Linked DNA regions of Homo sapiens: region 1 is linked to region 2. Evidence: chromatin contacts called from ENCODE Hi-C or POLR2A ChIA-PET data. All regions are on one chromosome and are shown on one strand. Each heading gives the region's core, a stretch centred on a gene start or an enhancer-like site at or near the end of the contact. The rest is flanking DNA. Distances are from core to core; before and after follow the strand shown.

Region 1 (4,067 bases), core at 1,098-3,597, 2.0 Mb before region 2:
TTTTTTTTCTTTTGAGACAGAGTCTTGCTCTGTCACCCTGGCTGGAGTGCAGTGGTGCAATCTCGGCTCACTGCAAGCTCCGCCTCCCGGGTTCATGCCATTCTCCTGCCTCAGCCTCCCGAGTAGCTGGGACTACAGGCGCCCGCCACCATGCCCGGCTAATTTTTTGTACTTTTAGTAGAGACGGGGTTTCACCGTGTTAGCCAGGATGGTCTCGATCTCCTGACCTCGTGATCTGCCCGCCTGGGCCTCCCAAAGTGCTGGGATTACAGGCGTGAGCCACCGCGCCTGGCCATAAATATACATTTTTAAAAAGAAATAAATTCCACTGGTCTTTGCGGAATTTTTTCCCCTTCTTTTCCAGGAATGAGGAGGAAGATATAGAACAATCCACACTGTTCAGATCATGGCTGAAGCCACGTTCAGAGGCTTGCTCAAGGACTGGCTTGGGCAAGAGGGCTCAGCCTGTGCCAGAGGGCAGAATCCTTCTTCATTAGGGGCAGACACTGTGACTTTGAACTCATTAGAGCTTTGTTCCTATCTAGTGGACTCTAGGAATGAGACATTCCGTAAGCAGCAGCAGCAGCAGCAGCAGCCCTCTGGCTACTGTATGATCAATCAGTTAATGATGACACATTTCATCTTTTACCCGCATAGAAAATGAAGGCCAATTCTAGGGCCAACTAAGTCTTCTGCCACAATGCAACTGAGAATGGATTATCAGTGGCACTGTTCCTAAAGTCACAAGGCACACAGTATGTGTCCTTAGAAAAGCCTGCTGGTTTGTTCAACTAACTGTCCACGGTTTTTCCCCCCCCCCCTTTTCTTATTCCACTAATGGTGGAGTCCACTGGTTCCCTTAATAACCTCTAGCCTTCCAGAAGGTGTTTCCTTATAGCTAAGGTAAATGTCTGGACCAGTGGTTCTCAAATACTTTGGTTTCAAGACCCCTTCATCCTCTTAAAACTTATTGAAGACTCCAAGAAGCTTTTTTTCATGTGGGTTTTACCTGTCGGTATTTGACATATTAGAAATTAAAACTTCGAAGGGAGAACAACAGATGAGAGACACAGAGCCCTGGCAGGGTGGACTCCTAGTCCCACACCTTCTTAGCCTTTTGCTTCCACATTACCTGAACCAGTCAACACCCCTTTCACAACAGCTAATCCGGTTGGGTTTCTGCCACTAGCAAATGAAAGGGGACTGAACAATACATCCACAAAACAGAGAATTAGCCTAAGACAATAAATAATAAAGGATTAACTTGAGTATAACAGAATGCTGTTTCCTCCCTATATTCGTCATCAATTAAGTGAGAGCCTACTGAAGAGTAATGAATATTACCATCACTGCTAACAGTGCCTTATGGGTTTCAAAGAACTTTCACATTTAGTATTTAAGTTTCACTGGAACCCTATGAAGTATCTTGTTTCATATCCATTTTACAGATGAGAAAACTGAAATGTCCAGTGCCTGTGTGACTTGTCACAGCGGTTTTGCAGCAGAGCCAAGACTAAATTCAAATCTTACTCTCTAAATTCCCGTGGCCCGCCTCACAGGATGCTTGCAGTTTCATGGGGCACAGACCTGTAGCACAAGACTTCCCAGATTTAAAAATCCATCCTCCTGCGAGGAGAGGGGAGCGATCAGCGTAGCAGATTCTCTAAATACTCATTGTATTTGGCTCTGGTCTGTGTGGCGTGAAGAAGGGGGCACGAGTGAGGTTCGAGTTAGCATGGTAACCATTCTTTCTCAGCTCTGTGACTGAGGGGCTGCGGGAGGGGGTTATAGTGGTGCTGGGCATGGCCTCGGGGAGAAGCTGGATAATGCCCTCTGCAGATAACCCGTAGGCTGCGCCACAGCAGCGCCAAGGAAAGAAAGCATCTCTGCTCCAGGTCTCGGCGGAAGAGATGCGGGAACTACGGGGCTCTGATTCTGAGGTCCTGGATTTGGAAGGCGTCTGCACACAAAGAAATAACAAAGTTAAGTTCCCGCGGCTCGACCAGCAGAGTACGAAACGGGGCCTCCCTTCCCAGCTCGGGTGGAAACGCCTCCACCCTGTCACCCCGCCCATAGCAGGTCTTTTATCCGCTGGAGCCGCCTGGACAGTCCTCGCGGGGCACGCCCGAGGCTCCCCGGAGGAACTACAAGTCCCATGAAGTCCCGGGGCGCGGGCGGTGATGACGAAGCCCTCGCCGATTGGCCGCACGGGGCGGGGCGCGCAGGCCTTCTCCGAGAGGAGGGGCGGGGCGTGGGGCGGGGCGAGCAGCGGCGGATTGGCGGGCACGCCCCCTCGCCCGCGGCCCCCTCCCCGCCTCTCTCCACCGCCTCCTCTGGCTCCCCGGTCAGAGGGCCGGAGCGAGAAGATGGCGAAGACGTACGATTATCTCTTCAAGCTCCTGCTGATCGGCGACTCGGGGGTAGGCAAGACCTGCCTCCTGTTCCGCTTCTCAGAGGACGCCTTCAACACCACCTTCATCTCCACCATCGGTGAGGGAGGGGCCGCGGCCCGGGACCGGGTAGAGAATTGGGGGGCGGGTACTAGGGGACGGGGAAAGGGCGGGGGGCGCTTGGGAGCCCGGGAGAGGAGACCCCGGGGACTGCAAGGTGGCGGGGGCACTGAGAGGGGCGAGGGCGTGAGGGAGAGGGGCGAGGGCGTGAGGGAGAGAGGCGAGCGGGAACGTGAGGCTAAGGGCGAAGGGGGAACTTGGGGGCAAAGGAACGGGAAGGGGAACAGAGGAACAAGGACTAGGGGTATTGGGGGAACGAGAGGGTTCGGAGACTGACAGGGAGGGGTCTTTGAGGGACAAAATGTGTTGGGGGGAAGACTCAGGAAATCTCATGTAGAGAGAAGGGGATAGTGGACGTGCCAATGATTAAAAGACAGGAGAGGAAGGAAATGTGAAGGGGGAAATGAGGGATGGGGGCAATGAGAGGGATGTGAAGTAAAGGGACAGAGGACACAAGGGACAGAGAGGTGAGAACCAGGCAACTGGAAGGGAATTCAGGGGAATGAGCGGTCAGGAGGTGAGGAAGAAGGGGACGGCTGGCCACAGGAGGTCTGGACTGAGATGTCGTAGGAGGGGACAGAAGAAAATTGTAGGTGGAAGAAGAGTTCAAGGGATCAGAGGGCAGAATGAGGATACTTGATGGAGAAAGTAAAGGGATCTGGGTGTGAGACAGAAAGGAAAAGAGGAAGCAACATCATAGTAAAGGGAGGTTGAGCAGAGAAGACAGAGGAGATGGAAAAGAGAGGAAATGGAAAGTAGTGGGGCGCAAGACTTGCTATAGTAACTGATTACCATTTTCTCTTCACTTCCTTTGGATCAAGTGCAGGAGAAAGCAAAATGTGACTAATGATGGAATAATGTCTATAGAGCGTTAATTTGTTCTGTGAGTGTTAATGGATGTTAAGGGAATTGGTGACTTTTGGAAATGATGTGGTCAGGAAAATATGGTTCACCTCTTTACTACCATCTCCTGAGAAGCAAGACTTCTCAGTATTTTAAATCCTTCGGTTTGAATGTTTAACAGCTTCTCAGCCAAGGAAATGAACTTACATTCTACCTGCCTCCCTGTATATTTTGCTTTGGTTCTAATTATTGTTAAGTGAATCACAACATGTGATATACCTCTCAGTTACTTCCAATTGAATCAAGAGTTTTTCTGATCCTGGCTGGGAGCTGTCCTTTCTACTTTTGTACTGGAAGACACTGTGTTCAGGTAATAAGATCTCTTAACTTATCATAAACTGAAGACCAAGTCAAAGCTGGTTTTAAGCTGTTTTAGAAGTGACCACCTTAACATCATTTCTCCTGTTAAATAGTTGCAGGTTAATTAAGTACCTTAAGAATACCTCAGCTTTTGGTTGTGTTGGTGATGTTTCTGGCCTCTAATAGTGGCTTATTTAGTCATCTTTCGTATGGTTCTTACAGCATATTTCACCATGAATTTCTGGGTTGGGAAATAATAGAGAGCTAGTGCTTTGGTAATACGTGTGTTTAAATATTTGTGTATTTTTAAGGATAATTTATCTTTTTTTAAAAAAAGAGTATTTGGTATAGAAC
Region 2 (3,933 bases), core at 766-3,265:
GGCGGGCGCCTGCAGTCCCAGCTACTCGGGAGGCTGAGGCAGGAGAATGGCGTGAACCCAGGAGGCGGAGTTTGCAGTAAACTGAGATCTGGCCACTGCACTCCAGCCTGAGCGACAGAGCGAGACTCTGTCTCAAAAAAAAAAAAAAAAAAAAAAGAAAGAAAATAAGACAGACAGAAAGACAGATAGTAGATGGAAAGAAAGACAGAAAGGAAAGAAAGACAGGAAGGAAGGAAAGGAAGGAAGGAAGGAAGGAGAAAAGAAAAGAAAAAGAAAGAAAACAGTCGTTTTGAAAAGAAAAAAAAATAACTGCCTATCTCCTATGATTCAAAAATGTTCACGGACTCTTGGCTACAAGAGATCAGTAACACTTTCAAAGAAGCCGTCCCTGACCAAAGGGAACACACACATACTTCATCCACCCACTGGAAACTGTATTATTCTTTGTCTACTCCACTAGATTTAAACATGAGGGTGAGGACTTATTCACCACTCTACCTCCAGCACTAAAAGAAGGCCTGACACACAGTGGACCCTTGACAAATATTAATATATATCAGATAAATGGATTAAAATATGTCACTTTAAAGTGTTTGCAAATCGAATTCCTGGAATCGGGACATCTACTGGTTGAGGCTTAACATCGATTTAGGATTAAATTTACTCCCTTACATTTATATATCATTTTACAAAATGCTTCTGCCCACGTTACCTCATTCAATCCTTCCTTCTGTAGTAAAGAAACTGGAAGATATATTTAGTAAACAATAAGGATTTTATAATTGGCTTAGAAGTTAGATAAAAGGGGCCTTTTTAAAAATCCATCCAAGGGTCATAAACCGATAAGCCAAAATAAAACGAATTTGTCTAGAAGTCAGTCATTATAACAGGATCTAGCCTCGTGGTCTGACTTCCACAGATTTGAGGAAGAGAAAAAAAGTTTATTTTCCAGACTCTCTTGGCTGGGGCGCCATTCTTTCACAGCTTCAGATAAACAGAAAGAAAAGGTAAACAACATGCGCCACTCTTAGGAAACTACCTCCCGGTCAAGTTGGGAAAGCCAGCAAAGGACTGCTGAAACACCCAAGTACTTCCGAACCAACTCCTGCGGGACTTCTCCCCATCTCTCCCGCCGCTGTCCTGCGGGCCCCGGGGCTTGCCTGACGCCGGGAAGTATTGTGAACCTTGTTTATGTCCCAGTGTCAGGGCCGCACAGTGATAGTAACATCTCGGGTATCGCGCGGCTTGCGTCCGGGACGGCCAGCTGGGTGCCCCGAGTCCTGGGGGACCCTAGTAGGGACAGATCCTCAGCCGAGCCCCTCCTGGAGCCCCCAACGGGCCCGAGGGGGATCCCGGCCAGGCTGCGGAAGAAGAGCCGCAGCCATGGCAGGCGGCGGTCCCCGGCAGGGCTGAGTGGGATCTGGAGACATTTTTTAATAACAGGAGCATTTTGTGCCTTTCAGGGTTTCTACAAAGTGGCCGCATTCCGGCCCCAAAGTCAGCAGGCCTGAAAGCGTGCAGGCAGGCGCGTGGGAAGGAGTTTACTTCCAATTTGAGCAACGGCTGCTCCAGAGGTTGGCAGAGCCCCATTCCACGGGGAAAGTGGTGGGTGCCGGGCGAAGCGCCGCGCATTCCCTCACACTCCCCGGGTGCAGCAGGCCTCGTGCCCTCCCCGGGGCCCCCAACCATTGGCCAGTCCACCCCCCCCCCGACAGGCTGAGGGCTCAGGAGTGGCACTATTTCGTTACCTCTCTGCGCGGAGGCGAGTGAGGAGGTGATGAGCCGGACGGCCGCCGCGCCGCAAGTACAAGCACCGCAGCTGGGCATCTCCGCGAGGCCTAGGCCGGGGCTTCGCCCCCTGAGGACCTCCGGGTCACAGCGGCGTGAATCCTGCCCGCAAGGCGCGCTGACTCGGTTCCGAACCCTTTCGCGGGCCCTAGACCCCGTGGAGAGTTCACCTGCCCGGCAGCCAGGCCTTCACGCTTCTCTGCCCCACAGCCGTCTATTCACCAGAGTAGACACCCAACCCCCCCCTCCCTTCCCCTCCTTCTCCTTCTACCCCCACCCCCAGCCTACTGGGCCCGGGGAGCTTGCGCGCGCCTGCGCCCTAGGCCCGGGGAGGGGGCGGAGGGCGTGGGCACGCGCCGTGTTTGCGAGCTGGTGAAGCTACGTGAGGCGAAGGCGAGGGGGTGGTGCCCTGGGCGCCAATGAGTTCCCTACGGCAAGCGTCTAGCCCCAACTGGGGCGACTACAGGTCCCGACGCTCAAGGTTGCCAAAAGCCCTTTTATCCTAAAGTTGAAAGGTTTTGCGATAGACGCGGAGAGATGCATGCCGGGACTTGTAGTCCCGAGTCGTCATAGTCGAGCTCTTCCGGTCACTTTTAGTGGGCGGCAGGGAAGGTCAAGGTGAGGCTGGTGGCTTAACCCTCCAGGGGGAAGTCTCTAAAGTGCCTTGGTAGGCGCTGGATGCTTCAGATTCACTAAATTTCTTCCCCCGGAATTCCACATCCTGTGTTCCTTATCTTCTCATTCTCCTTAGTTTCATCACTTGTAACATGGAGTTGGTATTGTCAGTTAGTTCCCTGAGCAGCAATTGTTAGTTGGTAACAGCTCCGTCTCCTTGTTCTTTCAGGCCTCGTGGTGATAAAGCTTCTAGCTGTTGCTAGTCCGTGGGTGCTTTAAAGTCTTGAGGGTTTTCTTTTCTTTCTTTCTTTTTTTTAATTTAGTAAAGATGAGGTCTCCCTATGTTGCCCAGGCTGGTCTCAAACTCCTGGGCTCAAGTGATCCTCTCGCCTCGCCCTCCCAAAGTGCTGGGATTACAGGCGTGAGCCACCGCACCCGGCCGTGATTAAGGATGGCACTGCATAGATAACCTCTGGTCAGGTTCCTATCAGGCCATCCTCTCAAGTTATGAATTCAAAAGCACAGAGCCGGCTGGGCGTGGTGGCTCACACCTGTAATCCCAGCACTTTGGGAGGCCGAGGCAGGTGGATCACGAGGTCAGGAGTTTGCGACCAGCCTGACCCACATGGTGAAACCCCATCTCTACTAAAAATACAAAAATTAGGTAGGTGTGGTGGCGTACTCCTGTAATCCCAGCTACTCAGGAGGCTGAGGTGGGAGAATTGCTTGAACCCAGGAGGCGAAGGTTGCAGTGAGCCGATATCGTGCCATTGCACTCCAGCCTGGGCGACAGAGCGAGACTCCGTCTCAAAAAAAAAAAAAAAAAACCCAGAGCCATCTGAGATTATCCCTGTGAGAAAATGGATCCTTCACCAGGAAAGTGATGGCAAATACTTGTGGTCACATCAGCCCTTCCACATCACACCTACTTTCAGCTGTTTTCTGACAGATTAATGACGCTTTAAAAAGAAAGTCAAGTGCAGTTTTCCAGCTCAAATAGTTTACACTGGAGGAGTTAACTCCTTGAGTTATTTACTTTTTGCGAACTACATAGCTGAAGGCACATAACTTTTTTTTTGAGACAGAGTCTCCATCTGTCACCCAGGCTGAAGTGCAGTGGCACCATCTCAGCTCACTGCAACCTCTGCCTCCTGGGTTCAAGTGATTCTCCTGCCTCAGCCTCCTGAGTAGCTGGGATTACAGGCATGCGTCACCATGCCCGGTTAATTTTTGTATTTTTAGTAGAGGCAGAGTTTCACTATGTTGGCCGTGTTAGTTTCAAACCCCTGACCTCAAGTGATCCGCCTGCCTCAGCCTCCCAAAGTGCTGGGATTACAGGCATGAGCCATTGCACCCAGTCAGGCACATAACTTTTTATGTCTTCATTTTATGTAAAACTTTTTCTTTTGTCTTTTTTTTTTTTTTTTTTTTGAGATGGAGTCTCACTCTGTGGCCAGGCTGGAGCGCAGTGGTGCGATCCTGGCTCACTGTAACCTCTGGCTCCTCGGTTCAAGCGATTCTCCTACCTCA

What was found. A loop is a pair of places that touch in the nucleus more often than their neighbours do. ChIA-PET counts read pairs that join two places held with the same protein, here RNA polymerase II (POLR2A). Pooled maps may share reads with other maps.
Region 1: a loop to region 2 is called in a pooled map, with 11 times the contacts of the local background. The contact joins the promoter of RAB8B here to the promoter of CLPX in region 2. A Hi-C loop is called at or near these places in 6 of 50 pooled maps. POLR2A ChIA-PET finds 5 or more read pairs at or near these places in 2 of 52 experiments (B cell and activated T-cell).

What each region holds. Positions count from the first base shown.
Region 1 is chr15:63,187,259-63,191,325 of GRCh38, forward strand. RAB8B (RAB8B, member RAS oncogene family) reads left to right here and starts at 2,348. Exons shown (of 8, transcript NM_016530.3): 1 at 2,348-2,490. The coding sequence starts at 2,367. LOC101928972 (a long non-coding RNA gene) reads right to left here and starts at 2,173. Exons shown (of 4, transcript XR_932355.4): 1 at 1,588-2,173. RefSeq lists an enhancer at 1,773-1,922 and a silencer at 2,103-2,432.
Region 2 is chr15:65,183,327-65,187,259 of GRCh38, forward strand. CLPX (caseinolytic mitochondrial matrix peptidase chaperone subunit X) reads right to left here and starts at 2,016. Exons shown (of 14, transcript NM_006660.5): 1 at 1,749-2,016. The coding sequence starts at 1,827. RefSeq lists an enhancer at 1,649-2,533 and a silencer at 1,955-2,264.